Regions from separate parts of the Mus musculus genome. Here regions 2 and 3 are each linked to region 1. Evidence: chromatin loops called from intact Hi-C (ENCODE). Cell type or tissue: left cerebral cortex. All regions are shown on one strand. Each heading gives the region's core, and the rest is flanking DNA. Links, peaks and the distances in the headings are about the cores only. Region 1 overlaps Wasf3 (WAS protein family, member 3). Region 2 has its middle 17 kb from the start of Gm38747. Region 3 holds the start of Wasf3 (WAS protein family, member 3).

Region 1 (10,345 bases), core at 1,605-9,604:
AGACCTGGGAAACCTCCTGATAGTGTTACCGGAGGTGAACGCACACATAGGTATACCATGGTGGGATCTTCCACTTTCTCCTAAGGAAACTCCAACTAAAGATCCTCTGGGTCCCAGCTTCTCTCCTTGTTATGAAAGGCCAAACCTACTCCATCTTGAGACCAGACTCCATCTCAAAATAAAAAGCCTGAGAACTTGACCTACAGCTGAACCTAAGCTATACCCAAGTACCAGGAAGGACCCTGTGGCTTGTCCTTGGCCCATACCCCAGAGCTACTCCCTAGCTACTTCCTAGCAACAGTCAAAGATTAGTTTGAATGTTTCAGATGTACTTTCAGACCATTTGTGATAGTTCATGGTCTTACTTCAGAGCGCTATCCTGTAGGCTTATAATAGACATTCTAATAAATGCTTGCCTAGCTGGACACCCCTCACTTGCTCCCACTTTCCTATAAAACCCTGTCCCAATGAGGGTTCTGGGCTGCTTCACCAAACAGTACTATGGGTCAGCAGTCAGTAGGGCCAAACTTGAATTTGTAATAAAGAGACCCTAATTTGGTGTTCCTGGGACTGTGTAATGGCCTCGTCAGTGGGAGATAGGGTTGAGTTCTGAGGCTGTTTTTTCCTGTTAGTCAGGGTCATCTTCAACTGCAAGCAGGTATCTGGTGAGTCTGTTATAATCTCATCCATCTTCAGGGTGGTGTGTGTGGTTAAAATAACATAGGAACCTTTTTAACCAGTCTCTAATGATCCATGGCTGGAGGGGGACCTGTTTTATAGAGAACACAAAATTTAGGCCAAACATGTTTATGAGTCCATTGGACACCTTTGAGATTGTTTAGTAATTGGAGACCTTTGAACTCAGTGATGACCTCTGCCAGTATGTTAAGAACAATGGGGAGTGGTGTATTAAACATAATTTTAAAGGGGTGAATCCCAACAGGTTAAGGGGACTTTCATACCCAGTCAAGAGCAAAGAAGGAGAGCTGCTTAGTCTTTGCTAGTCTCTCAGATCAATTTATTTAAGGCCTCTTTTAGGGTTTTGTTTATTTATCCTACCTGTCCTGAACTCTGAGACACACACACACACACACACACACACACACACACACACACACACACACACACACACGTTTCTAATCAATTCTCTGAATATTGGTTCGTCTCTGACTTACCTTGGGACACAAAAGTTGGTCCATTGTGTGACCCCATTATCTGAGGAAACCTATACTTTGGCCGTTTGTCATTTAGACATCAGTAAATATTTATATTTCAATTTTTTTTGGTTTTTATCTCTGAAGTCTGTCTCCCAGTAGGCTCTAGGCTTTGTGCCTCTGAACATATCAGTTTTTTTTTTAAGTTGGCAGGCTTTGCAGTTCTTGACAATCTCAGCTATCTCTGAGTTGGCATTTCTAATACTAATATTAGTATGTTGTATCAAATCCTGCATTCTTCGGATGCCCTCGTGGGAGGAACAGTGAGTGGATCCTCTGAAGTATGTAGTCTTAGTTTTCCAGGCACAATGAGTTTGTAATCTGCTGTTTTCTACCATCTGTCATAACACTGGGACCTGGGCAAATTCTTAGTCCAGGTCATGTCACCTTTTGAACATTTAGGGTGGTCAGGAAGCGTAGAACCTTCCAGATCCAGAGAAGTCAGGGGCAAGTGAGGTCTGATTTTTGGGCAGTGTGTCGGGCTGCTTCATCTGTTGCATTATTGTCTTCTGAAACTGGGTCTTTCCCTTTCTGGTGTCCCGAGCGGTGAATGATGGCCAGCTCTTTTGGCCACCCTCCCCCCATAGAACCCTCAGTAGGGAGAGGAATTTTTTTTTGAGTGTTTTTTTCCCCCTGCTGTCAGAAGGCACCTTCCCTGCCCCCCAGCCCCCCCGTGTGTAAGTAGCCCCATGGACATGAGTGTTATTGAAGACATTTATTAGCCATCTGTGTTTCTTGTTTTGTTTTAGCTCTAACACCTTGGTTAGAGATATTAGTGACGTTGCCAAGAGTAGCTCTGCCCATATGATCTCGGTGTTTGAGACCATGGCAGCCCCAGAATACTTCTGTCCATCCTGAACGAAGCTATTTTGTCATTGGTGAGCCATGTTACCCCTGCATCCATCAAGGGTACCGGTATCTTGAAGATCTGGTCTGGACCCATGATGTGGGCCAAAATGTCTGAGCAGTCATGTAGAGGCCCATCAAGGTCTGGGTCAGGCAGCAGGGTAGCTGGCCTTAGGGCAGCTGGGACTGAAAGGTTATCTTAGAGGGATTTAGGAGGAGATGCTGATAGTCATTCTGGCATTGGTGATGGTCAGGCTTTGGCTCAGGGACAATTGGTCAGCATCTTTAACCAGGAGAGCTAGTCCTGCAATAATGCACAAATGACAGGAGGCTGGGGGCAGTGGGCTTCCGGCAACTGGGTCTAGTTTCTTTGACAGGTGGACCACTGACTGGACCAGGGCCCGGATCTTTCGTCCCTAAAGAGATGGAAGGGCTTAGTCACATCTGGCAACCCCAAAGCTAGGATGGAAATTTCTTTCTGGCCTCAGAGAGCCATCTCTGACCTTTTCTTAATATGTATCTCCCGGATCTAGGGAGGTCACCTGAGGTTGGTAGAGTAGGGCCTTCTTAGCAGAGGCTTGATAATCTAATATTTTTAGGGCCTCTAAGAGGTCTTGGGTTCTTACCAGGCATTTATGTTTGGTTTGTGCTGTTACCAGGAGGTCAATCATGAGCTGTTGAAGAGTCAGGTTATGATGTTGGTTCTGGACTTACTTAGGTCTTGGCTCTTGGGTGCCGAGGGTAAGGTGATAAAGTATCTTTTAACTCTAGCACTGTAACCCACTGGCACTCAGGAGGAACAGCACTCAAGAGTGTGTAGGGATTTGTGGCTGTTGGGTGGATAATGAGTGAGTTACTCTGCCTACTTCCAAGTCTATGGCTCTTTGAGCAATCTACGAGTATTGTTTAATTCCTGTTTTCCCTTGGACCTAGGGTTTTTTAAGAGAATTTATCTTTAGGCTTTAACAAAACAGAATGTTGACCTCTATCATGTACAAGAAAGTTGGTGGGCTTTCCCTTTTGTGAGTCTGCTGTTTGTTCTTTCAATTGTAGGCTTACAATAGCCATTCTAATAGATGCTTTCCCGGCTGGAAACTCCCTCACTTGCTCCCATTTTCCTATAAAACCCTGTCCCAATGAGGATTCTGGGCTGCTTCACCAAACCACCCTATGGGTCAGCAATGAGTAGGCCCAAACTTGAGTTTGTAATAGAGACCCTAGTATAATTACATCAGGTGGTCTTTTGGGGTTCATAAACACTGTCAGGCACAACAGTTATAAATAAGCAGAACCATGTAGGGTTACACGTGTAATTTTATTTAGATGTTACTTGTGATCTATAATAAGATATACAAACAGATTAAAAATTGTTTGACAGTTTTAAATACCACTTTAGATTCAATTTACAACTGCATTGATAATACTGCAAGATAACAGATACTCTCCTTCATAAAACAAACAAACAAAAAAACAAACAAATAAACAAAACCGCCTTGCTACTCTGGCTGATACCCTCCCTCCAGACCTCAATGGATTCAAATGTATCACGCATTTCTGCTGAAAATATTACAAAGCTTTCACACCCTCATCATCCTATGCTCATAAATGATTTGATGTGTTAAAAATGTACTGGGATGAAAACATCCAACTTCTAATAGCATCTTAGTAAATAAAATCTAAATACTGAAGCTTGGGGTTTGGTGCTAATAGTATAATGTACTCATTTGCCTTCTCAGTGCAGTGATGTGCAGACTCAGGCACCTTCTAGCCACCACCCATCCACCTATCTATTCCATGCATCCATCCATCTGTAATTGATCCATCTATCTGCCATCCATTCATTCACCTACTTTCCAATCCTCCCACTGATCTATATCTATCTATTCACTCATCTACCTATCCACCCATCAACCTATTATCCATCCACTCATCCATCCATCCATCCATCCATCCATCCATCCATCCATCATGAATCCACCCACTCAACCATCCACCACCTATCATCCATTCACCTATCCACTCACCCACCAATCCACCCATCCACTCATCCATGTATCCACCCACCCATCCACCTAGCTACTTACCCACCTAACCCACCCATCCACTCATCCATTTATCTACCCATATACTCACCCATCCATCCACCCACTCTCCAGCTATTCATCTGCCTGAGTTTACACTATGAGAAAATACCGTATCTGAAACTCAGCTACAATACACATGGAACACTATAAGGGGATAATATAAAACAACCTTGCGATCTGTAGATTAAGTATAAGCATGAAATGTGTAGAAGTCAAATATGCTACTATGTCTGCTCTCCATTTGTTTTAGTACTTTTTAAAAAAAAAGTGGAAATCAAAAATCTAAACTTTTTACTTTGTTCTCGTTTTGTAAAGTATTCAAGCAACTTGAATTTAAATTTTAGACTAAATCAAATTTGCCAAAAAGAATCTCTAAAAATAATCTGAATTGGATTTTAGTCGTTTCTCATTCTTTTGAAGGTTACAGAATGCAACGGGCAAAAGCTTTCTCTCTAGCTATAAAATCAAACTAAAATTAACTTGTTGGCAAAACTACAGGACAAGTGACAACGGAGAAGCTCGTGAACATTTGTGAGTAAGGAGCCACTAGTTATATTCTGATGTGACATCAGTAGAAAAAATCCTGACAATGGCTGCGTAGCTTTAATGTCTTCCCTCCACCCTGAGAGCATAAGGACCTTACCAAAAAAAGTTTTGCCAAACATGAGTGCTGGGTTCTACAGGGCACATGGGAGACAGAACAAAAGGCTCAAATGTCAACGTCGCGAGGATGATGTCAACATGGTGGGTCTCAGTGTGGAAAAGCAGAACTGAGAAAGAAAGAAAAAGCCTCTCACCAATTACCAAGGACAGCGAGTCACAGCAGCGGCCACGTGTGCGCAGGCTCCAGGATGGCCATGGCGCAGCACAGAGCACTCAGACACACGCCAAAGCAGGGCGTAGGGAGGGGCTTGCACATGGGCTTTCACTGTCATAGTGACATGAGGAAAACCTACTACTGGCAGGTGTTACAGGATAGCTGGCCAAGCGGACAGGCGTCCACACACATAGCAGGCGATGTGGGCGGCTGGGTGACATCCCAAACTCATGAGCAAAAACCATTTTTAATTATCCCACAGGCATTCCCTGTCAACTGACACAATGTCACCCCGGATCTGAATCTTTCTTTTCATAAACAGTGAGAGATATTAAGAGCTGCAGGCCACGTAAATAATGCACCTAAGGGAAGGCAGTGTCCTGGTCCCTCTGCAAGGTCCTCCCTGTAACCCAAGCCTGCGGATATCACAGACTTATTTAAATAAGCAGCTGTCCTTCCAGAATTGCAAAGCAGACACTGGACTTTGAGCCCCTGCCTCAGCCAGGACTATGGAATCGCCATTTGGTAAAAAGGATCAGGGCAGGAGAGGGGAAGTCAGGTCTCTGCCCGGGCAACTGGCTGAATCAAGTTTATCTTGTGAGGTACTTTTTAAAATTGAAAATGTGCCGACAACAGGAGAGAAGAGAGCTGTGCTTCAGGAGGGGTGTGGCCCTGTTTGAGAGACTGAGCAGGAATCTAGCCACAGCACCATGGGTTGTGAACAGCTGGTGGCATCTCTCAGCTAAAGCCAAGCTTCCATGATTCAGAGCAAGGGGGGTGAGGTGCTGACCTGTGCTCACTCCCTGGTGAACAGAGGAGCAGGGATCCCAGAAAATAAAACGTGGAGGTCTCTTTTCCACTGGGTGGAGTAGGAGGGAACCAGATGCGGCCGCTCTGCCATGCAAGCTCTGCAGACTCTAGGCAGCTTGAACATGGCCTGGCTAACTGGTGCCCAACGCTATCAGGGCTAGCCATGAAAGTGAACTCCATCTGCCAAAGTCAGTGGGCACTTTCCACATGAGTACCCACAGGGCTCCCCTCATAAAAATGGCCGCTCTCGGTTGCAAGCGCCAAGATAGAGAAAGCAAACGATCGTACACATTTCCTTGGAGGCCACCAGGCCCAGTGTGCAAACAGACAAACATTTCATTCTGATTTGTTAAACTTTCCCCTCTACAACCATATCTACCTGGAATTCAATTTGCAAAGGGAAGAAACAGGAAAACGTATCACCCACTGGTTGGAAGACATCACTGAGACACACAGCCAGTGATCTTGCAGAGAGCTGACGTGGGGCAGCTGCGCAGATACGTGGCAAGCCCACCAAATCAGGATGGACAGGAGAGGGGACTCTCACGGCTGAGAGGGAAGCAAGATGCTGTTCCAGGGTGATGCACTAATACTGCGAGTTTCCTGGTGTGCAGCACGGTGTGCTGTGTTCTGTGGCACTTAAGTATTACACAGTAAATACTCAACAAATCCAGAAGGATGTGCAGAAGCAAATCACACTGTTAATACAAAAGGGACTAAAGCTACAGGGAAATACCACTGTGAGGGTGCAGAGAGCACAGGAGCTCCTAACACACTTGCATATGGGGCCCTGGCTGTCCACTGGTCGCCTGGCCCTTGTGCCTCAGTCAGACCAGTCATTCTCATCAAACTCAGAGTCGTCGTCTGAGTCGCTGTACTCCACAGCAATGCGTCTAGACAAGATGGTGGCCACGTCATTCCCGACAGGCTCCCGCTTGGCTTCCTGCTCGCGTTGCTCCTGCACCTTTTTCAGTTGGATTCCTGCAAACAGGAGACGGGGTGGGGTGGGGGGATCAGTCTCCTGGCTCCCAGGGAAGGACACCAAACAGGTTGCCCTATCTAGACGAGTTTATAAAGACAAGACCCTGAACATTGGAGGGAGGGCAGAGAAAACATATAAACTCAGGCTATGGCTAGAAATGGACACAAAATACAACCGTCTGTGCTACTGCTTGGTAACACAACAGGCCGGTGGCTTAACATGAAGCACTTAGCATTGCCCTTTGACAGAATTTCAGATGTATGGTCTAGGTACAAAATCAGGAGAAAATATTCCCATATTACTTACCCTGACAATGTTGGAACAAGCTTTCCCAATCTGTCTCACACACGCACACGCACACGCACACCAGGCATTCACACAGGCTCACACATACATGCACACACTTTTCTCTGGATGGTTCAGGAGTTACTAGAGATACAGGTCCTGTATTACTAAAATACATAACTACTTAATGTGTTATTTTCTGAAGAAAAACATTGTTTCTATTTTCCCTATAAACCTTTTTTAAATGGTGCCACTCAGCCAACCTAGTGGGGACATTTTTCCTGGCTCATTTGTCTCCATTCTGTTAAATTCTAATCTAGAGAGGTCTTTGAGCTCGATACTGACAGGCTTTGCTCCTGTAGAGAACAGACATGGTCTTCTGGGGCATGGTAGTCTCTGGTTATGTGCTCACTGGACTGTCCGAGGGTGGACAAAACCATGTCTAAGACTCTCAGCCTAAGAGGGGAGAGCTGACCTCCCACTGGCTTTCAGACTTCATCTCTTAACAAAACAAAGTCTTTCAATGATGTTCAAGATACTTGGAAATTCCAGGGTCTTTAGCAGCAGGTGCGTGTGTGTGTGTGTGTGTGTGTGTGTGTGTGTGTGTGTGTGTGTGTGTGTGTGTTTGAGTTATGTATGCACAGGCCTGATTCAATGAGTTCAGGCAGAGGCAGAGGCCTGAGCTGCATCATAGCTCTGTCAAGGATGTTACCAGAGTGGAGTTCCAGGGTTGCTGACGAGCAACCTCCTCCAGTTACTTCCACCCCAGACAGGCAAACATTGACCAAGAGGCTGTAGAGTTCCTTAGGGTATAAGGAATATTCCGCAGCCTGTTGGTGCTGCCTGGGGGTCTCCCAGGGAGGCTCCGGGGCAGTCCACAGGCTCAAGGTCTACAAGTTGCTCATGCCACCTCGCCTGTGTCAGGGCTCAGCAGTAAGGGCAAGAGTGTTGCCTGGCACAATCTGTGGACTACTGAATAAATTCCAGAAGCCACTGGCTTGGCACTCCATGCTGTGTCTGTGACAAGTCCAGTGTAATCTTAGCTTTGTTGAAAACAAAACCATTGCTGGGCAGTCACTCACTTCCATCTCATTCTTGAGGTTCAAAGTGGAGAAAGTTCCTATTAATGAATCTATCCCTTGATGCCTAGCTTCTGGCTTCTTGTCAAGTAAGGCTTTCCCCAAGGTTTAACTTTTATTATACTGTGTTTCTATGCTACCCATAGAAGAATTCCAACATAATAAGAAGGTAACAAATGACGGACTGTATCGTCATCTTTTGAAATCAGCGTGGCTGGCTGAGCCACAAGCCAGTCTCTTCTGAATGCAGACTGTGAACCTGCATGCATACTTACCCATCCGGATGGCAGCCAAGAGGTCACTTCTCGCATCACTTATGGGTGGCTGTGCAGGCTCTGGGCGCTTTGCCTCAGCCACAGGGGGACCATGCATTGGGGACGATGATAGGGAGGAGGGGCCAGGAGGACCAGGTGGAGGAGGTGGGGGACCTGGGGGTGGTGGTGCTGTGGCCAGGAGCCCAGTGGAGGGCTGGTGAGGAGGAGTGGGGTATGTGGAGACGGCTGAGGCAGGGAACGGGGGCTGTGTGGGCATCTGGAGAGGGCTGACGAAGGCAGTTTGTGCTGAGGGAATCATGGGTGGAGGGGGAGGTGGTGGCGGTCCTGAGGGGCTGTAGTATTCAATTATCTGTGCTGGAAGCATCCTAAGGAATAAATAAAACACAGTCACCCAGGTAAGCAGGGAGGGGCATGTCTCCCGAGTTCTAATAGAGCATACAGAGAGATGGCTCAGACACAGCATGGGGCTGCCACCTGGACCGGAGTCACTGCGGGGTGTGAGCGTCCACTCTGAGGGTCAGGTTCTCCCAGTTGTATGCTTTTCATCATGACAGTTAAAAACCCACTGATGTGTACCTAAAATGACCATTTTTTGAAGTGCATGGGGAATTCTGCGGGTGGGTAAGATCCACGGATGGCAGCACAAGGTTAGTGTCCTTTCCATTCCAGGCCTCTCAGAGCTGTGCTACTCAGAACCTTGTCTCACAGGGGTTCTGAGGCCAAGGAGACAGAGGCTGGGGTGATGCTCCCTTCTCTGGCCCTATCCCAACTGGATCGTCAGGGTTAAGGTACCCGGAGGCATATCAAACACTCCAAGAGACAGGTTAACAGTTTCCAAGCCTCGGACCCTCTGTGTGCCTGACATAGCAGCCTCAAAACATACCCTGGGAATCCCAGCTTAGCCAAGGGCAAAGGGCTGGGGACACCCAGACCACATGGTCTCCTCTTTCAGGCTGCGGGCACAATCAGAAAGAACAGGTTTCCCTTTGATGGAGAAGACATATTGCTATATTAAACTTTCCTGGGTGTAGACCCCAGGGAGCATTTTAAAGACTAAATCTAAGAGAGCCAAAAACAATCTGCCAAAATAAAAGAGAGGGTCTCAAATGAACTATCACGTGATCTGGACACAGTGAAGGCGTTCAATCCACAAATCAGAGAACAAGAGGCACAGACAGGACAGAACGTTCCAGGAGCCAGGAGGCCGAGAAGGGATCACAGGGTGAATGCTGAGGCGTGAATTACGTTTTCTGGTTGAAACTCGAGGTTGTGGACAAGTTCTCAAGTTTCCCTTTATGGGTGCCTTGGCTTAGAGTCTGTATGAACAGGGGACAGACACAAGCACACTGTCCACCCAGGATGTGACTACAAAAGGAAATTGTCAGTGGCTGGATTCTGCACCTAGTTGATTTGACACCCTCTGTCGACACTGACACTATGCCCAATCATTCTTGACTATATTCTATGTGATAAAATTCATCAGCAAAAGCGAACGTGAAAGGAATAGTAGTTTACCCATAGTCGGCTGGAGCCACTGACGTAGAGGCCTGGGACCCCTCCGGCGCCTGGGGAGGAGGCGGTGGCGGTGGCTGCTGAGGTCTGTTCAGGGCCATGTGCCTTGCCGAGGCAGACGACGGTCGGTACTCGTGCTCAGCGCCTTGGTTTGTGGTCCCATGCAGTGGTGCATCGCCAGCTGTGTAGGAGGGTGTCGCCGGCTGTGCTTGCAAAGCATGGTTGGGAGTAGCAGGATAAGAATAATCGGTGACATCGGATGTGTGAGACCTGAGTTTGGAGGGATGGGGGTGAGAGAAATTGAAGTTTTACAAATGTCCCCTAAGAGGTAGCTGCATATCGAGAAATAGCATGGTCAGTACCTGAGCAGAGACACTTATTTCTTTTACGTTCAGCTAAGTCCAGCCCCCAAGAGCTTCCAAGCAACAACACAATGATTTT
Region 2 (10,345 bases), core at 805-8,804, 130 kb after region 1:
ATCAATGAGCCTATGAGGGCCATTCTCGTTCAAACCACCACACCCATATTCCTGTAAGTAACCCTATTAAAGCTAATTGGTTCACCAAGTTGGACTTTGGTGGTATCTGGAGTGAGTAGTTGCATGTGTTGTGTCTCCCCAGGAACAGTTTTGTCACACAACACACTGCTAGAATGTGCATGGATGTAGGACCATCTACTTGATCATGGGTAACCTCCAAAGGACAGCATCCTTGAAAAAAGCTGACTCTCTCTCTCCAGCAGCCACCAACTTCCCATTGCTCCTCAGCTAAGGGTGGGGCTTTGTGACCAACTCCGTCCTCCAAGCTGGAATTGTGTCCAGCTTGAGATTGCCCCAGTCTTATGGCTTGCTGTCCCAACTGCTATAAATTCATACATGCACCTGTCCTGTTGTGCCCAGAAAACATTGTTTCACTGTGGTCATCTGCCACCTCTGGCTCTTATGACCCTTCTTCCCTCTCTTCTGAGAAGGATGCCTAACCCTTACAAGGGGTTTGTGTGCTATAGATGGCCCCATTTATGACTGAACATTTCTTGAGCTCTTATTCCCTGCCTGTTGACCAGTTCTAGGCTATGTGTTAATCACCATCTACTGAAAAAAAGAAGCCTCTTTGGTGAGGTCTGAGACCTGCACAAACCTATAGGTATTTAGAAGGCAGTTTGATACTGCATTCATTTAATAGAATAATAGTAGTAAATACTATGTGCATTTAGTAGAATAATAATAGCACGTTCTCCTCCAGGGCTGTATCTATTAAGCCATAGATTCTTGGCCTTGTTAATGGTACCAGGCATGAGCCCTGTCTTCTGGGGAGAGCCTTAAATTTAATCAGAAAGTGGTTAATTGTTCCCATAACACTTATGCAGTTATTGTGCAGTGAGTATTTCTTTCTGGGTCAGTTGTAACTGGCAGGGTTCATAGCTAGGAAAGATTGTGTTTCCCCCTGGTAGGGTACATAGACCTTTCCATCTCTATGAAAGCCAGCCAGTAGGACTAACATTCTTGGCTAGTGTCACGATTCCACACCTTGAGTATGCAGTACTCTTTAGAAATAGGGTCTTGTCATGTGCTTCTGGAGGGTAACTAAGAAAAATGGCAGTAACCTGTAATGTTCAGAGGTCTATAAGACCCTACCAACCAACAAGTCCAAAGTGACCCAAATCTGGCACTGGGCTTTTTATCTGATAGCTTACAGCACCCGTTGTAGGTTAATTCCACTTAAACTGTACATGTATGATATATTTTAAGATGCTTCTGCATTCATAAGTCTCCATGTGAGTTTACAAAGGTCTTTAGAGTTAGCTAGCCTTCTCCACACTCACCCCCACCCCACTTAATCCTTCTTGTTCTATATTCCCCTCCATACTCCCTCTTCTATTCCCCCTTCCCCTGAAATCCCACCACGGCTTCTTACTACTTTCTTGACTTCTGTGGGCAGTCTGAGTTACAGTTTTACTGCTGTGAACAGACATCATGAACAAGACAACTCTTATAAGGACAACATTTAATTGGGGCTGGCTTACAGGCTTAGAGGTCCAGTCCAGTATCATCAAGGCAGGAACATGGCAGCATCATGGTGCAGGAGGAGCTGAGAGTTCTACCTCTTCATCTGAAGGCTGCTAGCAGAATACTGGCTTCCAGGCAGCTAAAACAAGGGTATTAAAGCCCAAGTCCACAGTGACACACCTACTCCAACAAGGCCACACCTACTTCGACAGGGTCACACCCTCTAATAGTTGCCACTCCCTGGGCTGAGCATATACAAACCATCACACCAGTTTAAACACACATATGTGAAGATTCAAAGCTAACGTCTCTACATGAGAGAGAACACACACAGTGTTTGTCTTTCTGGGTCTGGATTCCTCATTTAGTATAACGTTTCTAGTTTTTTCGATTTTTTGTGCAGATGTCATAGTTCTTCATAGCTGAATAATATGCCACTGCTGTGAGTGTACCACATATTTATTATTTCTATAGATATATACAGTTACATATAAAAGTAATCTCTAGCCAGTAAGACTTCCGGTAAGATTTAGCCACTCAGACACTAGGCTGTTTCCATTTTCTGCCTCTTGTAGATTGAGCAACAGTGAGTGCAGATGAGCAGGGATCTCTGTAGTGGGGTTTAGATGATTTGGGGCATGTGCTCTGAAAAAGGTGTAGCTGAGAATCTCTACACCAGTTCCCACAGTGGCTGCAGCAGCTGGCAGCCCTACCAATGGTGAGCAGTGATTGGCCCCCTTTCCCACACATCTAGGCCGGTTGTCTTATTTTATTTTCTTTCATTTTATTTTTAATTGTAACCATTCTGACCCGGGCAGGATGAAATCCCAAAGTAGTCCTAATTTGCATTTCTACGATGGCGAAGAAAGTTGAGCACTTGAAAAATATATATTTCTCAGCCATCTGTGCGTCTTCTTTTGAGAATTCTGTTTAGCGCCTCGCTCCAATTTTTAAACGGGTTGTTTGTTTTCTCGATGTTTAGCTTCTGAGTTCTTTGCATGTTCTAAATATGGACCCTCTCTCAAATGTAGATGGGAAAGACTCTCCCCCATTCTACAGGCCGTGTCTTCACTCAAATGGTGGTATCCTTGGCTGTGCATACGCTTTTTAATTTCATGAGATTCCCCTGTTCAGTTATTGGTCTCAATGTCTGTGCTGTGTTCCTCCTTAGGAAGTCTTTTTCTCTGCCTACAAGTTGACGCTTGTTTCTTTCGCTTCTAACAGACTCAGGGTATTGATTTTCGTCCTGAGGTCCTGGCAAGCCCTTGGTACTGCCTCGTGTGTGTTTATAGAGTTAACGATCTTCAATATAGGACATATAGAAAGAAGACAAAAACACCGTTACTGTGAACATAGCCCTCTAAGAACATCTTCTGGGAGGAATCCGGGTCCTCAAGAGATGGAAGGACAAGATCAAAGCTAAGAAGCTTAAGTTGTGACTTGTGAATTCAGTTTGAGAGTCTTCTGTGTGTTAGTGGGACCCTGAGAGTCAAGGGGAAAGGTCTTGCATAGGTACCTGGTGGAATAGACGCGTGGCTTTACTCATCTGTTCACATAGACACTTATCCTTCATCGAGTTTACTGAGCATTTACTATGTGTCAGATGGTGGATCTCATGAAAGGTCCAAGTTCAAGGCCTGGCGCAATTTATGTGGGTGGCCGCTGTTTGTGTTTCAACAACAGCAGTCAATTGTCAAATCGACACTCCAAAGAAGTATTAGAAGATACAGTAAATGTCACTTTGACTAGGCTTTGAGGTACAATCAAATCGTCCTGGGGGTGAGTGATCAAGGCCCATCCGGAGCCCAACCTCAGCTGTCCTCTGGCTTCTCCATGAATTCCTGGTCCCACAGCTGCAATGTGCTAGGCACACACCAGCTACAGAAACACAACGGAGAGCACAGCTTAGTAGCATGGCGGCCACACACTTCAGTAGTGTTTCAGACAGTATTCTGGCTGGCTTCTGGAGTCAGCATTTAGGAGAAAATCAAATACAACCAAAGTCACCCTTGAGGGACAGGGGAATTCCTTGGGGAGGGGAGAAGTTAGCAGAAAAGCAGGGAGCCTGTAAACACCACCCAGCCAGCTTCCCTTCAGCACGGGAACAGATGGCAGTCTGTGGCAGAGCACCCACAGAAACACTCAGCTTGGCTTGTGTTTTGAGGTCAGGTTCTACCAAAAAGACATATTGTGGCTTTAAACACTGGTGTGCAAGATGCTCGCAATACGGAGGCTCGGGCTGAGGCTGTAGAAAGACTCGCGCTGCGAGCATATGCATATTGTGGGGGATGCCTGGCACTCCCCGTATTTACATTGTTCTTCTTTTGACTTTCCTTTGAATACTTAGCAGCTGAATTCAGTGACGTTGCTGAGCATCTATAGGATAAGGCATGACTGAGAAAAGGACAGCAATGAAGCCAGTTGGCATGTGTGGTGTCCTGTGAAGACTGGGCGGCTGTGGGAACTCCGTCTCAAGTCTCCTAACTCTCCAGAGAGGCTAGGAGAAGGACCCAGTACTCTGTGTCGATGAGAAAGCAAAGGGCTTAGATCCCATTGTTCTCTCCCTGGATCCCCTGCTGCAGACAGACCCTTCTGCCTTCCAAAGAACTGTCAGAATCCTAACCATGGCGGGTGACTGCATCCTCCCTGTTTCCTCCTCCTGTAGAGTCCTCTAGGAAGAGTTAGCACTCGGATTCTTCCTCAAGCCAAGCCAGGAGCAGTGGCACAAGGCCTTGGTAAAAGAGCTCTCCACTACTCTGTCAGTTCCATTGCAGACCCTGAGAAGGGTTGGGTCAGCCCATGTCATCCATTGCTGGTCTCTGAAACTGTATGTGCTGGGTCATTCCAGTTTTGGCTCCCCGCTGATCTACCTCCCCTCCTCCTGGACCCTCCCTCACAAGTCCTCCTGCCCCCTCCTCAGCCCAATATGCCCACTGGCCATTACTCTCAGGCTCAATGCTTTGCCAGATGGGGGCAGCAGACATGTCATTTTTAAAATTCCATTTCAACAGACAAAGCTAGGCAGCCAGACTCAGCTTTACCAAAGGAAATAACTGGAGATCCCAGGGCGATCAGCTCTCACTCTGACAAGTTCGCCCACTAAGGTGGTGGGGTAGCTTCTTGGTTAAGCACCAGGGATCTGAATTATAACAGCTTCTTGCTCAGCAGAGACATCTATCTGTACCTTGCAAGCTGAGCTACAATGTCCTGCACAGAGGCTAGCTACAGGACAAACAAAGATGCCTACTGTTCCGTGGAGTTTGCTAAATAGTGGAGCTACCGGTCCTCTGTACCCTGATCGTCTTTTAGAAAGGAAAGAGATGACCTCATCAAACCTTCTGTCAACCTTGAGCTTCTACACCTTGAACTTCCTGCCCAAGGAGATGTCCTCTCCTTCGGCATAAGAGGAGCAAGTATAGCATGCCCATTGGCCCTTCTGCTGAAACAGGGGCAGCATGAACAACCTGCCCAAGACCCGCTCACTACAGGAGTCCAAGACCATTCTTTGGCTAATTTGTATATGACCTCCATCTGTCTTTGTCTCATCAGAGGAAGCATGCACTTATTATTTAAGTGGCACATCCACACCATTCGGATAATTCTTCCTTCGTGGAATTCTCCAGTCCTTTCAAAGACACCGAGAGAAGAAAGAGTAAGGGAAAGTCCCCCCCCCCCCCCACACACACACATGCACCCGGACACATAGACTCACACTTAGAAACATACACACAGAAAGCACACACACACAAGCCAAACCTTCGTGGAGTTAACAGTACAACAGGGCATTAAAGTACTTGGGAAAGTTCTGGAGGCCCCTGCTTCCAAATAGTCACCTGACTAGAAGCAACTCAATCTTTTTTTACGAAATAGGAAAGATCAGGGGCTTGTACCTTTTAGCTAAGTTCCCAGGTCCTCTTCTGCTTCATTGAACCCACTCCCTCAGCCTTTATTTATCAAGCTTCCTTTGTGGTTTCTATGACCAGCAGCAGCAGGTTCTTGTCTGAATAGGTAGGCACCAAGTCAACAGAGCAGGAGACTCTGGAAGCAGAGAGTACTTAAAAGGTACAGTCAATTAATGGCTCGCAGTGTTACCTGCCTAGTATTGCCCTGGGAGTCCAGCTAGCCTGTTCAGTCTCCACCAGAGGCCCTTCTGTTAAATGCCTGGTCTCCAGGGAGGTGTTATAAGGAGGTGGTGGAAGCTTTAAGTGGGGGGAGGCCCCCAGGGAAGTCTTTAGTTGAGTACACCCCAAAAAAGGATAGTGTGGCCTCAGCCCATTCATTCTGTCTTTAGCATCCTAGCCATGAGATGAGGGGTTTCCCACGCAGGGGAACAATGGGGACTGGAGAAAGCAACATCAAGGTGAGCATAAGAAGCCAGGTGACAGCCAGGTGTGGTGGCGCACGCCATTAATCCCAGCACTTGGGAGGCAGAGGCAGGCGAATTTCTAAGTTCGAGGCCAGCCTGGTCTACAGAGTGAGTTCCAGGACAGCCAGGGCTACACAGAGAAACCCTGTCTCGAAAAACCAAAAAAAAAGAAGGAGGAGGAGGAGGAGGAGGAGGAGGAGGAGGAGGAGGAGGAGGAGGAGGAGGAAAAGGAGAAGAAGAAGAAGAAGAAGTAGAAGAAGAAGAAGAAGAAGAAGAAGAAGAAGAAGAAGAAGAAGAAGAAGAAGAAGAAGAAGAAGAAGAAGAAGAAGAAGAAGAAGAAGGTGACATACAATGACTAAAGCCCCTCTCACTTGGAGCTTCGTAGAGAGACCTTGAAACACAAGAGCAGGCTGGGCAAGTGCTGACGCCCTCTGACGGGGGCCCTGCGCTTTCAGACAGATGCCGGATGATGTCTGTTCACTCTCTGCTCGCTAGCTCATCCCTACACTTTCACCAGCTGTTTCCCTTCCTTGATGAGCTCTCTTTCTGTCTATTTCCTGGCCACGTGTCTGTATCATAGTTTTCTCCCCAAGGACACAGACCTGGAAAGTTCTTCAGCAGATGCCTCCAAGATGACACAGAGGCCTGGAAACTTTAGTGTTTGCCCCCAGGATTCTGATCTCTGTCTGTATCACTAAGACCCAGAGGCAACGGAGTCAAATAATCATGAACTGGGAACTCCTGAACTGTGATCCCAGGTAAACCTCCTCTCTTTTTAAGTCCATTATCTTAGGTATTTGTAACAATAGCAGAAAGCTGATTGTGTTGGCTATTTTTCTCGTTGCTGTGACAAAATACCAGAAAGTTTTCGTAAAGAAAGGTTTATTCAGACGCACAGCAAAGAGGAGAGAATCCATCACAGCAGGGAAGGCAGCGGCTCTAGCTGAAGCAGGACACAGATGTTTCCTTCAGGCTCTGGAAGATGAACGCTGCTACTTTGTTTCTCTCTCCTTTCCATTCAGCCCTGAACCCTGGTCGCTGGGGTGGCAACGCCCACATTCTGGAGATGGGTCTTCCCACCTCTTTTAAGTCTCTGGAAACATCCTCACAGACACGCTTAGAGTCTTGTCTCAAAATTCCTTCTAAATCCCTTCAAGCTGACAGTCTTAGTTAAGGATTTACTGCTGTGAACAGACACCATGACCCAGGCAACTCTTATAAGGACAACATTTAATTAGGGCTGGCTTACGGGCTCAGAGGTTCAGTCTATTATCTTCAAGGCAGGAGCATGGCAGCATCCAGGCAGGCATGGTGCAGGAGGAGCTGAGAGTTCTACCTCTTCATCTGAAGGCTGCTAGGATGAGGGTCTTAAAGCCCACACCCTCAGTGACACACCTACTCCAACAGGGCCACACCTATTTTGACAGGGCCACACCCTCTAATAGTGCTACTCCCTGGACCAATCATATTCAAACCATCATCTCACAATCAGGATAAGTACACTGTGTACTATACTTGAGAAGGAATACCAGATGTTTCAGGCACAATGGACGGAGATTGTGGCCAAGTTAACACTGAAAGGGTGGAGGCTGTTTCAGGTGGTGTGCCTTCAAGTGATCAGATGCAACCCAAGATGACATTCTCCACCCACACCTCCCTTCCAGCTTGTCTCCCCAGCTGGTACCCTGCACATAGTTAAAGGCCATCATTCCCATCACTTATAAGCCAGGGCTACAAAATAAAACAGGTCTGCCCCCAAGTAAGAAATAAAGAGAACGGTAATGAGAAGAGGGAGGGGGGAAGAGAAGGGGGAGGGGGAGAGAGAGAGGGAGAGGGAGAAGGAGAGGGAGAGGGAGAGAGAGAAAGAGAGAGAGAGAGATTAAGAATGAAAATTTAAAAACAATTTGTTTGAATGAAAATGTACTAAGATAGGGATTTATTTATTTGTTTGTTTGTTTGTTTTTCAAGACAGGGTTTCTCTGTGTAGCCCTGGCTGTCCTGTCTCTGTAGACCAGGCTGGCCTCGAACTCAAAAATCTGCCTGGCTCTGCCTCCCAAGTGCTGGGATTAAAGGCATGAGCCACCACTGCCCGGAGATAGGGATGTTTTTAATGTGGATGATAAAAGGGCATAAACTTTGAGAAACTGAAATAATTTATAGGTCATACGACAAGGAATGAAAACAATTTAGGATGTATGCATAGATTCAAAAATATGAAAAGAGAGCCATGGGGTGGCTCTGAGGTGAATGTTTGCTGCGTAAGCCTGATGACCTGAGATTGGTCCCTGGGACCCGCTTTGAAAGCTGCATGCATTGGTCCACATCCGCAATCCCAGTGCTTCCACAGGAAGATGATAGACGGAAGAATAGCCACAGAAGACAGAAGAATAGCTCACAGACCAGCCAGCCAGGAATACAATGCTAAAAAGCAGAAGAAACAGAAGGTGGGAGGGTGGAAGAAAGAACTAACTCCTGAAAGTTGTCCTCTAACTAGTACACGTACACACACACACACACACACACACACACACACCAACACAATCACACATATCACTTACACCATACATTTCACACACACCATATATACATACCAACACAATCACACATACATCACATAAACACACCATACATAGATACATATACTCCACATATACACACACCACACACATAACACATATATACACCACACACAATACACATACACACCAAAAACAATCTCTCTCACACACACATCACATAAACATACCATACATAGATACATACACTCCATATCACACATACATACACTTGCATACCATACACATACTACACATACCACATGCCACACACTCCAACATATATCACACACATAAATGCCACACACACAAATACACCACACATACATATACCACACACCACATACAAACTCATAGCACTGCATACCACTCATACACACATCCACAAATACACAAACACACCACACATACAAATACACAAACCACACACACACCACAGTTCTCAAGTGCCATTCCCCCACCATGTGGGTCAAGTCTCGGAGCTACAGAGAGTCCATGCTGGGGGTGAGAGTCTTTCTTTGTAGTGCCTGTGGCCCCTAAGACAGTTGGAATTCAGTTCCCGATACAGTTCCTTCTCATCTCATGGAAGGAGTAAAAAGGCAGCTAACAGTCTGTCTCACGTGCTGTCCACACAGGCTGGCTCTCTTGGAGATACCACAGTCACCTGGCTAAGTGTGGAGTGGAAGTGTGTCCCTGTACGCATGGAAACCTGCGGCCTGTGAACTGCTTCCATCTCCTTTTAGGACCCACCACACGGATGCATCTTGCTGGCCTCAGTGTGCCCACCTCTGAAGTTCAGCTCTCCTGTTTCCATGGAAACCACACTGGGTCTCTTCGGAATTCCTGAATGGCACTCTGCCGAGGAAACGGTGCATCTTATGTACCCTGTATCTCAAAGAAGGGAAAGATGAGATCACAGGGATAAGATTTTAGACCCAGGGATTTAAATGAAGCACCTGTCCTGCCTCCTGTGCAAGAGCCCTCTCCAGTGTCCTTCTATAAGGAGCAAACACAATGACTCCCCCATTCACTCATGACTTTGAAAAGATGTCTGACCCAGCCAAAGGGAGAGAGAATGTTGAATCAACCAGAGACTGGTTCTTGGCCTCCTAGAAAATGCCTCTGCCTGGTATAGTCAGCCAGGGAGACAGAGAAATGTACTCAGCAGCCAACCAGAAGAGGTGTACTTAAGACACAGAGATGGGGCTGGTGAGATGGCTCAGTGGGTAAGAGCACCCGACTGCTCTTCCGAAGGTCCAGAGTTCAAATCCCAGCAACCATATGGTGGCTCACAACCATCTGTAACAAGATCTGACTCCCTCTTCTGGAGTGTCTGAAGACGGCTACAGTGTACTATACCTATAATAAATACCTATAATAAATAATAAATAAATAAATCTTTAAAAAAAATTCAACTCCCAACAACCACATGAAGGCTCTCAACCATCTGTACAGCTACAGTGTACTCATATACATAAATTAAATAAATAAATCTTTGGAAAAAAAAAGACACAGAGAGCCGGGCAATGGTGGCACACGCCTTTAATCCCAGCCCTTGGGAGGCAGAGGCAGGCAGATTTCTGAGTGAGTTCCAGTACAACCAGGGCTACACATAGAAACCCTGTCTAGAAAAAACCAAAAACAATAACAACAAAAAACCAACCCCTCCCCCCCCAAAAAAAGAAGAAAAGGCACAGAGATGTAACATGTGGGCTAAAGGTGGCTCAGGATCGCCTGTCACCTTGCCATGGGCTTCCGAAGTCCATGTTTCTCATTCATATATCAGAGTCTACCATGACCAACCACCAATGTTTGCTGGGCTATATCCTATCAAGCAACACAGACACACAGGGCCACTCAGTGAAGTGTACCTGTTGCCCCCACCCACCCACCCACC
Region 3 (10,345 bases), core at 1,332-9,331, 87 kb after region 1:
GGTAAAGCACCCACAGTGGGTTTGGTCCTCCCCCATCAATCATTTATCAAGAAAAAATGTCCCAGAGACACTCCCATAGGCCAATCTGATGGAGGTAATTCTCCAACTAAGGTTCTCTTTTCCCAAGTGACACCTGGGTCAAGCTGGCATACACTAACCAGAGTAACGTCTAATTTAAAGACCAAAACTCTGGGCTAACAAGAAAGCTTGGGGGATGAAAGGTCTTCCCATCTGACTCCATACTGGAGGAAAGGACAGACTTCTGACATTTGACCTCTGACCACACACACACATGCACACACCAAGTCACACACATACACACAAACAGACCCACAGAAACAGCCAACCACACACATAACAAAATAAAACATTCAAAAATCAAAACTGTGTAAGCTCTGACATATGACAGAAAATTCCCCACCATGAAACTTAGTTTCATGCAAAAAAATTATTATAAGCATTATGTAAGATTAACCTGAGGCAATGCATATGATATTTATGCAACATTCATGGATTCTGGGTTGGTACTTGGGTCCCATGCCCATGGTAGCCCATGCTTCCAGCATCCAAAGCACCTCTGATCCTGAGCACTCCAGACAAGGTTAATCTATAGATGCTTGATCGAGCACTCCAGACAAGGTTAATCTATAGATGCTTGATCTAAATAAGCCATCAGGTAATGACGACGGTACCTAAAACACGGGTTCAAACAGGCAAGGACTGACTGCTGCTATAGATGAGATTCAAACACTCCAAAGTCTAGTGTTAAAGTTTTGATGCCAGAGAGGTGTGACAGGGAGGAAAAGATGAAGAGGTTGGGGCCTGGTGGAAAATTTCTCCAAACATTGGAGGTGTGGTATGGTAGGACCCTGGTCTCTTCTTCCTACACTTTCTCTGGCCTTGAAGCAACAGGTCACTCCTATCATGATGTGACAACTTTGGCAGAGGGCAAAAGGCAGGGGGGAGGAGAGAGACACTGGTCACAGACTGAAAACAGTGAATCAAAATAAAATAAGCTTTTTTTCACTTTATAAGCTGCTTAGCTCAGGCATTTTTACAGTAACAAATTAAAAATGATTAGCACACTGAAAAGGGAGGAAAAACAAAATTAAATGGTAAATATATATATATATGTATATATATACACACACACATACATATTTGCTCACATATATATTTATATTTAAATATGTAATATGACAGAAGAGACTTTAGACCAATTTCAACATCACTTCTCTACTGGGCTGGTGGTAGAGGGGACCCTAAGAACACACCCCAAGAAAAACTTCAAAGAAGTATAAAATGGGTCACTAGGCCTGGTGATGTAGGCCTATAATCCCAGCCATTGAAGAGACGAGAGGATCCTAGGTTTTACTTGAGCAGCCTGGTTAGGTTAAGAAGACTCAGTGGTGGAAGGCATACCTAGCACAGACAGGGCCCTAGATTTAATTGTTTGTACCACCCAGTAAAGGTAAGGCACAAAGCTGAAAACTGATCCGAGAACAGAAGCCCAACCTGAAAGATGAGAATGTACCCTGGGATATTTGGAGCATCTAAAATTAAAATTAAATGAAAATTCAATAAAATAAAAATATTAAATAAGATTAATAGTAAAATAATTTAAAAGAATCCCCAGTAGACTAAAAAGATAGAAAGAAAGAAAGAAAGAAAGAAAGAAAGAAAGAAAGAAAGAAAGAAAGAAAAGGGAAGGGAAGGGAAGGGAAGGGAAGGGAAGGGAAGGGAAGGGAAGGGAAGGGAAGGGAAGGAAAGAAGAGAAAAGAGGCTACCCTCCAAGAGTGTGTGCGCAGGTCAGGTCCAGAGAAAATGATGGAGTGATTGAAATGTGAGCAAAGCGGCATTCTGTCTAGGGACATCTCCAACCAAGGAAGATGGGCTCTGACTCAAACAGAGCTAGCCTTGAGAGAGCACAAAGACATAACTCAGAGAGGAGCCCAGAGACAGACTAGCCCAACCTGGAACCCATCCTGATAAGGACTACCCTGTCCTAAAAACTCCATGTCTTGAAAAAGGAAGAAAAACAATTCTCTTGTATCAGAGCACCCATCTGGAGTTTTAGGGCACTGCCCTTCCCAGCTCTTCATCCAGTTCTCCCTCCGCTGAGACTAGAACCAGCTGACACTTTTCATTCACTGACTCTGGGGGCTTCTCTCATCTCAGAACAGCCCCTTAGTTCTAGTTGGTGGTCCTCCTCTGAAGTCTTATGGTCCCTGCAGGATAGAAACTGTAACCAATATGTACACAGTAAGCTCACTGGCAGGCAAGAGAGATCTGCCCTGCTTGCCAGCATATTCTGACCATGTATGACAAACTCTAAAGTATCCTTGAAGGTTAAAGAGAAGAAAATGAACACAATTAGGTCATTTATGAAGGTTGCCTATCAGAATCCTGACCACACCCCAATGTCTGTGAGCATAGATTATGGAAGTCTTAAAGTCTCCTATCTCTCACTTCTGCCATCCCAGTGCATAGGTAGTGTTTTGTACGGAGTAGGAACTTACCTAGTACTTTTTAAACAAGAAAAAGCCACTTTAAAAGAAAATCTGGGGGCTGGAGAGATGGCTCAGTGGATAAGAGCACTTGCTGCTCTTCCTGAGTGTCAGGTTCAGTTCCCAGCACCCACTTGTGGGCTCAAAACCATCTGTAACTCCAGTCCCAGAGGATCTGGTGCCCTCTTCTGGCCTCCATGGGCACTGTATGCATGTGGTGCTGGAGCTGACGACCACCAGCGAGTTTAGTGGGATGAAGCTTGAGACCTGAGAAAGTCATAGATCAACAGAGGACCCACATGCACACATAGACACACACATGTGCCCTGGACACACAAAAACTGAATTTGAAGAAGCGCTTAAAATAAGTTAATTAACTTTTTAAAAACTGAGAAGGTGAGCAATTTGAAGCCTGCACAGCAATTTAGAGACAGTCCCAAGGGAAAACCACAACCTACATTCTTCAAAGGAAATTTCTGGAATCAGAAAGCCAGTAGAACACAGTACAGACAAGTTTTTTTTTTTTCATATTTCATGAAGTTTTCATCCAAGCATCTTAATAGCCAAAAAAAATAAATAAATAATTAAAAAAAATGCTTGTGGCTTGTCAACATAGAAGTGTCTGTGAAAACTCTAAAATATGTCTACACAGACACACTGATGATGGATAGGGGTGGGAGGTCAACTGGCACAATCACCTAGCAAAGTGTGTTCCAGCTTTATTTTCAATTTTTGAAATTACTAGCATCCATCAATGGCAATAAGACTATAAAATATAAGCAAACAGATCCAGCAATGCAAGAAAGCAGTGTCACTGTGCAGATGTAACATTTACAGGCAGATCTAGAGCAAGGTTCTGTTTGGTATACGGGTCCAAGCGGTAAGTCGCCTTTGCAATCCAGTGAGCTTTGAACATCTAAAACAGCACAACTTTCTTAAAATCAACTCAGCGGAGCTTTTAAATTCAGGAAACTGAGCGCTACAAGACAGCTATCCGAACCCTGGGAGAAGGAAGCAGAGAAGACATGATCTTTAACTGCCTTTGGGAAAGGTCAAACCAGCTCGCTCCGGTTTAACCTCTCAAGCAGATGAAAGGACGGACTGAAAAGAGCCACTGCCTGCATTGTCTCGCTGCTTGAATAGGAAAGTTTGGTAAAGCATACACAAAAACAGTCCGTGCCCAGGAGAATTTGCCCTAGACGAGACAGCGAAACAAGTCAAGTACTCTGAACTCGGTTTGCTGTAGAGTCGCAGGTATTTTCGCAGTTTTAGACAAGCCAAACTTTCAAAATGGAAAACATTTCAAATAGTCGGCCTCCCTCCCTTACAAAAACGTGCGTTCAGAATCTTAAAAGTCAAAATGTCATACCCCATTAGGCATTTGAATTTAAGAGCTTCGATGCGAAATAAAAAGGACCCTTTCTAACCTTCGGCTTTTGAAAACTCAAAAAAAAAAAAAATTACTGCTAGGAGATAATCACCATATCAAAACCAGTCCCTAAATGATTTTTAAAAATTCCTATTCCTCTAAACATCAGCCAAGAAGATGACCGGCTACCTTTAACCCCAGGCCTATCCCATAGTTTCTCAATAATTAAGAACTCTGCTCTCCACTGCAGAGAGGCCAAACCAAGAGGGAAAACCGGCATTTGCTGGGAAGTACCAAAGCCAGAGGGGGGAAAGATGAGCTGTCCGGGAGGCTGCGCCATGGACCAGGCCGGGAGCAGCCGGAGCCTCGGTGCACGCGGCCCGCAGGACCCCAGCGCAGGCCAGGCCGCACGCGGGACGGGAGCAATCGGGATGAAGGATGCGCAAGGAGGATGCGGCGCCACCTGCGGCCGGGAGGGACCAGGGCAGGTCGGCAGCCCGAGCGCGGCACCCCCGGAATCCCGCCCCGCGTCCCCCGGAGGTCGGCCCGGAGCCTGGGAAGGACCACAGCCGCACTCACCGCGCCGCGCTCCCGGCTTCATCGTCCTGCCGCCCGCACCGCAGCGCGCAGCGGCGACAGACGCGGCCCCCGGCCCGGCACCGCGCGGCCACGCCCCCTTCACGGCCAGGGGGCTGGATTGGCGAGCTCTGCGGCCAATGGAGAGCCAACGGGAGAGGGCAGCGTAGGCGCTGCGGGGGCGGGGCGTTGCGGAGAAGGCGGCGCATCCTCAGGCCTCCTCCTCCAAGGTGGGTAACCAAGGGGCCTGGGTACCTCCTCTATCTGCAGACCCCTCGGATCCCCACCTGTAGCTTACCCTTCACCTGGATCTTGAGGCCCCTGGTAACACAGGGCTGTCTACCTACCTGTATGTCCTCGGACACGGTGCAGGGCTGGGGATTCACCCAAGCCTGATAGGATTATAGCCCTGTCATCAGTTGGCATTAACCCCTGGAGGTTCAAAAACCCTCCATCTTTTTCATGTTCAGATTCCTCTTCCCTTGGTCTTCACCGTCTCCAAATCCTATTCTCCCCACCTACGAGACACACAGCCTATTAAATAGGGTAGTCTTGAACCACCAACTTATCCTGGTCTCCGGTAGTGCGGGATAACTGAGGCAAAAATAAACAAGACCAGGAGAAAGTGGGGGTTGCGGGGGGGGGGGGGGAGAAGATAGCGTGTTCTCCTAAGTTCCAAAGGAAATGAGCTTTACTGCATCAAAACACGAATGTTACACATGTCCTCTGTCTTTATTTACAAATCGAATCACAAAATAGAAAGCTATATTTAAAAAGCTCAAGAAAACTGATTCGGGTGGTCTTTAAGACGTGATAAACAAGCCAGTAGTAAATGCCTAACAGTTGGTAGACATTTTAGCAGAGTTCACACTGACACAAAGATAGCAGAAAAAAACACGCACCGTTCACAAAATCTGCACTGCTTTCAAGGGATTTTTAGAGCTCTATCCTCGCTTTCCATATCATAGCAATTTGGAATATACAGGTAAACAAGACGTCAGCTCTCCAGTATTATAAACACTGACACGGGGATATATTTATGCCCAGCCCAAAGACAACTTGACATTCAAATTACAACTGCCTCTCCTCCTTTTCGTCTGCTCTTACCCAGGGAAGCAGCTACCATACGTATTTACGTACATTCAGGTCATTGATGGAGGACACAAAAATCTGAAGATACAGGAGTATCCAGACTGCCTTTCTTGTGGTTGCTAGTCACATTTACTGAGTCCTCTCACTTCAGTCCCCCTTGCCTTACCTGAGCTGCCTCTAGACTTACTTAACTCTGAACATGCCGTGACCCTTAATGGTGCGGCTCTGGAGTGTTGACACTTGCTGCATCGGGTCACTTCCTTTTAGATCCCAGTTCCCTGACAAACTCAGTTTATTCTCTGCTTATGTCCAGTGAGATACCTTGTACTGTGTCAAACAGAGTATGTAGTACATATAACTTACTGTTGGTGTCTTTGTTAGGGTGTCATCGCTGTGAAGAGACGCCACGACCAAGGCAACTCTTATAAAAGCAAATGTTTAACTGGGGCTGGATGGCTGTGTCAGAGGTCTAGTCCGTTATCATCATGGCAGGAAGCATGGCAGCATCCCGGCAGACGTGGTGCTAGAAAGGAAGCTGAGAGTTCTACATCTTGATCTGAAGGCAGCCAGGATGAGACTCTGTCTTCTGCAGGCAGCCAGGAGGAGCTCTCTTCAGCCCTGGGTGGAGCTTAAGCATAGGACCTCAAACCCACCCCCACAGCGAGGAGATGCACCTCCTCTAACAAGGCCACACCTCCTAACAGTGCCATTTCCCATGGCCAAGCATATTCAAACCACCACAGTTAGCATTGTGTCCTCAACACACTGGAATTGCTTCAGATGCACTACATATCTACACAAAAAGTCTGGAGCAAACACACGGGCTTCCGCAACAACATCACCATGTTGTCACATGTCGCAGACTTTTTAGAGTCACGGTAATATATCCCTTATCATGTGACGCTTACCATCAATCATCTTTACAAGATGGCTCCTCTAGACATTGCATCCCATTCAGGAAAACAGTAGATAGACAATGGACAAAAGACCAGCAATTTCCACACCCTTTTAACACTCTGTGAAGCCCCAGTGAGCACCTTCTGTTTGCTAGTCAGACCCATGTCAAGTGACTTCAAAGGAGCCAAAAAGTATTATGTATTTTAAGACAGAAAGACATTCAGTTTATGTTAATAAGAGGGAACAAATGTGCAGAGCCTATGTATGGCCAGTACCTGTCAAAGTTGCTAAATGAATAAATTCATTGGCTGAGTCTCCCATTTGACTCACTCATAAGAAGCTACTGGAATCTCAGGAAGAAAATGACACATACAGTTTTAAAAATGAGCAGATCCTTTGTCAAAATGAACGTGGAAAAACAAATACAAGAACTGAATAGGCATATGTACCACCGCATATACCAATAGGGAGTTATAAATTAAAACAAAACCTAAATAGCATAGCATATATACTGGGTAGGCTGGAATCCAAAAAATGCAGCAATGCCAGCCGCTGGCAAGGATGCAGGTCCACGGGACTGCTTGTGCACTGCTGCTGAGGATGCAAAAGGGTACACCTACTCTGGAGGACAATTTGGCAGTTTCATACCAAAAAAAAAAAAAAGACTCATTTTTTTTCATAGGGCCCAGCAAACACAGTTTTAGAAATGTATCCAATGGAGTTGAAAACTTTTGTGCATACAAAAGCTTACACCTTGGACTGGAGAGATGGCTCAGTGGTTAAAAGCACTTGCTGCTCTTGCAGAAGACAGGGGTTTAGTTTCCGGCACCCTTAGAAGGCAGTTCACAACCATCTGAACTCCAGTTCTAGGAGACCAGACGCCATCTGCTGGCATCTATGGGAACTGCATGTACATGGTGTATGTGCGCACACACACACACACACACACACACACACACACATACTCAGGCACACACAAATACACATAAAATAAAAATAAATAATTTTTTATCTTAAAACTTCTGCTTCAATGTTTGCCTATAATCACCAAACACTAGAAGAAACTAAGATGTCCTCAGTAAGTAGTGGGTGATGTATCCATATAGTGCAAGAAGAAGAAATGAACAATGGGGCCACAAAAAGATGGGAGAACCACTCATAGCTGAGTAAAAGAAGACAATCGGGAAAAGCTATGTGTTACACGATCCTGAAAATGTGATATTCTGGAAAAGTAAAAAATATGGAAAGCATAATATCAGTGGTCGTCAGGGGTCAGGGAAGGAGAAAAGCAAAGATTGGATAGGTGGAGGGCAAACTTTTAGGACAATGAAGTTACTGTGGAGAAGACATTACTGTGTGTGTGTGTGTGTGTGTGTGTGTGTGTGTGTGTGTGTGTGTACGCGCACATGCATGGCATGTATGGCGTGTATGGCATGTATGGTGTGTGTGTATATGGCCCACATTTGTCCAAATCCAGAGAATGAAGAGTTCTAGTGTAAACTGTGGGGTCTCTTTAATAAAAACACATCACCGTGCGCGTGCAAATGGTAGCCTCACGCCTCACTAACACATTTATCCCTAGAAACTGGAAGGAGAGCATGAGTGCCTGGAAATCTGCACCTGCCTCTGTTATTTTGTAAATCCAGACGTCCTTTTAAAAATGAGTTCATCACTGACAATGGCAAACTCGTAGACATGGTAGTGAAGACAATGGAGACGACATTTCATCTTTTTAAAAGGTCATCTTTTGCCTTGTTGAAGTCACAAATTACATTCCCCTTGCGTTACTGGTAACTCTTTAGAGTCCTTCTACACACGATAATTAAGTTCTTATACAGCTTTATATTGAAAAATTTCCCAAATGTAAAGGAAAATTCAAGGACTTATAAAGTGAAGGCCCATTTTATTCTGTCCCTGTCTGCTGTCCACATACTGCCTTATGCCACATACGGCTTGTCCCCCTGTAAGTGCCTTACTTAGTCCCTTAGCCCACACACTCCTTCCCCCACCTCTCTCCCCCTCCTTCCCCCACCTCTTCCCCCACACCTTGCTCTCCCTCCATTCCATCCCCATTCTCTCCCTCTTCCTCTCCCCTTCCCCCTCCCCCTCTCCCTCCCTCCCTCCCTCCCTCCCTCCCTCCCTCCCCCTTCCAATCCCCTTCCCCCTCTCTCCTCTCTACCCCCTCTCTTCCTTCTGACACATAGGTTATTTAACTAAGCTAATCGAAAAAGAATTGCAAACACCAAGACATTTGACCCTAAGTGTGTTGGCTTTCTGTCACAGAAGAAAATAAAATTACCTGGGAAAATTAACTGTAAAAAAATGGAAGGCTATATTTTGACTATTGTTTCAGAACCTGAAACCTGTGTTTGCTTAGCTCTGTGGCTTAGCACTCATGGTGAGACAGAACATCATGATAGGAACCACACAGATTGCTTTATAGTGGGCAGAAAAGAAACAGAAGAGGTGGAGACCCCACTATCCCGTTCTGTTCAAAGGTATGTCCCCAGTAACCCACCTCCTCACACAAGATCCCAGCTCTTTTTAAAAATTATTGTTAATTGAGTTATTTATTTAGTTCACATCCCAATTATAGCTTCCCCTCCCAGTCCCTCCCTCTCACCACCCCATCCCTGTCTCCACCCACCCCTCCTTCCTTTCTCCTCAAAAACCCAGAGGCTTCCCATGGATATCCACCAACCTTAGTTAGCATACCAAGTTGCAGCAGGCCTAGGCAGCCCAGTCAGAGGACAGGGATCCAAAGCCAGGTCTCAATTCTTAAAGGGCCCACAGCCTTCCAACAGCTCCTTCACATGTGGGCTTTGGGGAGACATTTAAAATCCAAACCACAGCTCTAAATACTTCAACATAATCTAAAATCCAGAACTTCCTCCTTCATTTCCTAACATATAAGAAAGGACATATGGAGCTTCCAACGTGTTGGAGTGTCTAGAGAATTCTGGTGATGTGAATGGCTGTTAGTGTCCCATGAAATCTTGAGTGAGCAGTTAAAGGTGTGGCCGGGCTGGAGCCCGCTGCCCTCCATGGACAGTAAGCTGTCCGGCATTACTGTGATAACTGAGCAGCTTTCTGTCATAATCCTATTAAGATCTCACAGTGACGTGTCTTAACCCTCTTGGGACACTCCATCGTTGCTCCTTGGCTGACCACACTCTCGGGTGGGTTCCCAGGGAAGTTTTAGAGCTGTCCTCACTTGCAGTCTGACAGTGGGTCCGGGGCTTTTTTTGAGACACTTTATAAATTAGATATTTGCTCAGTAATTGGTTTAGGTTCCCTTTTGTCATTGCTACTTGTTAGTAGAAAAACAATTGTCATTCTCCTGAACTTAGTAGCATGTCATCTTTCGTACAAATTACACGCTGTTTTGCATCAGGAGCTGAATTCAGTCTCACTTTGGGGAAAGCTGAAGAACAAAGAGATGCCACTAATTAAGAGGATATAATTAAAATATGTAAGAAATCAAATTATAAAGACATACTAATTGTCAGTGCTTTTGACACATTCACTTGTATTTGCTCTCAGAATGAAGTGAAATCATGACTACAGATCCTTTGGTGCTGTAGAATTAATTTAGTTCCATGAATAAATCTTCACCTACTCACCATTCCTTCCTTAAAATTAAGAAAAAAAAAATTTAAAAAGGGGCCTGGCGGTGGTGGCGCACACCTTTAATCCCAGCACTTGGGAGGCAGAGGCAGGCGAATTTCTGAGTTCGAGGCCAGCCTGGTCTATGAAGTGAGTTCCAGGACAGCCAGAGCTATACAGAGAAACCCTGTCTCAAAAAACCAAAAAAAAAAAAAAAAAAAAAAAAAAAAAAGGGGGGGGGACCTGGGGGTCAGAGGCAGGTAGATCACTATGAGTTCAAGGCAATCTGTCCAATATG

The links. Hi-C counts contacts between places; a loop is a spot of excess contacts. Peaks named below come from ENCODE experiments on the same cell type or tissue, not always from the same donor. Only the 100,000 strongest peaks of a DNase experiment are listed, where the experiment ranks them.
Region 2: it touches region 1 in a loop (3.0-fold over the local background); 17 of 42 quality-filtered maps call a loop at or near these places.
Region 3: it touches region 1 in a loop (4-fold over the local background); 9 of 42 quality-filtered maps call a loop at or near these places.

Annotation. Positions count from the first base shown.
Region 1 is chr5:146,466,627-146,476,971 of GRCm38, reverse strand. It overlaps Wasf3 (WAS protein family, member 3), which reads right to left. Exons shown (of 10, transcript NM_145155.3): 8 at 9,908-10,174; 9 at 8,393-8,757; 10 at 5,847-6,752. The coding sequence ends at 6,595. Among named protein-coding and RNA genes, the nearest start is that of Gm6408, 10 kb to the left of the region's middle. In left cerebral cortex, for the core only: no CTCF peak of the experiment used is centred there; DNase peaks (open chromatin) are centred at 4,681, 4,985 and 5,540.
Region 2 is chr5:146,331,645-146,341,989 of GRCm38, reverse strand. No RefSeq gene overlaps it. Among named protein-coding and RNA genes, the nearest start is that of Gm38747, 17 kb to the left of the region's middle. In left cerebral cortex, for the core only: a CTCF peak has its summit at 4,471 (motif pointing right); DNase peaks (open chromatin) are centred at 2,387 and 3,759.
Region 3 is chr5:146,379,449-146,389,793 of GRCm38, reverse strand. It overlaps Wasf3 (WAS protein family, member 3), which reads right to left and starts at 4,788. Exons shown (of 10, transcript NM_145155.3): 1 at 4,456-4,788. In left cerebral cortex, for the core only: CTCF peaks have their summits at 2,705 (motif pointing left), 4,332 and 7,322 (motif pointing left); DNase peaks (open chromatin) are centred at 3,549, 4,595 and 5,350; H3K4me3 peaks cover 2,040 bases; H3K27ac peaks cover 2,028 bases.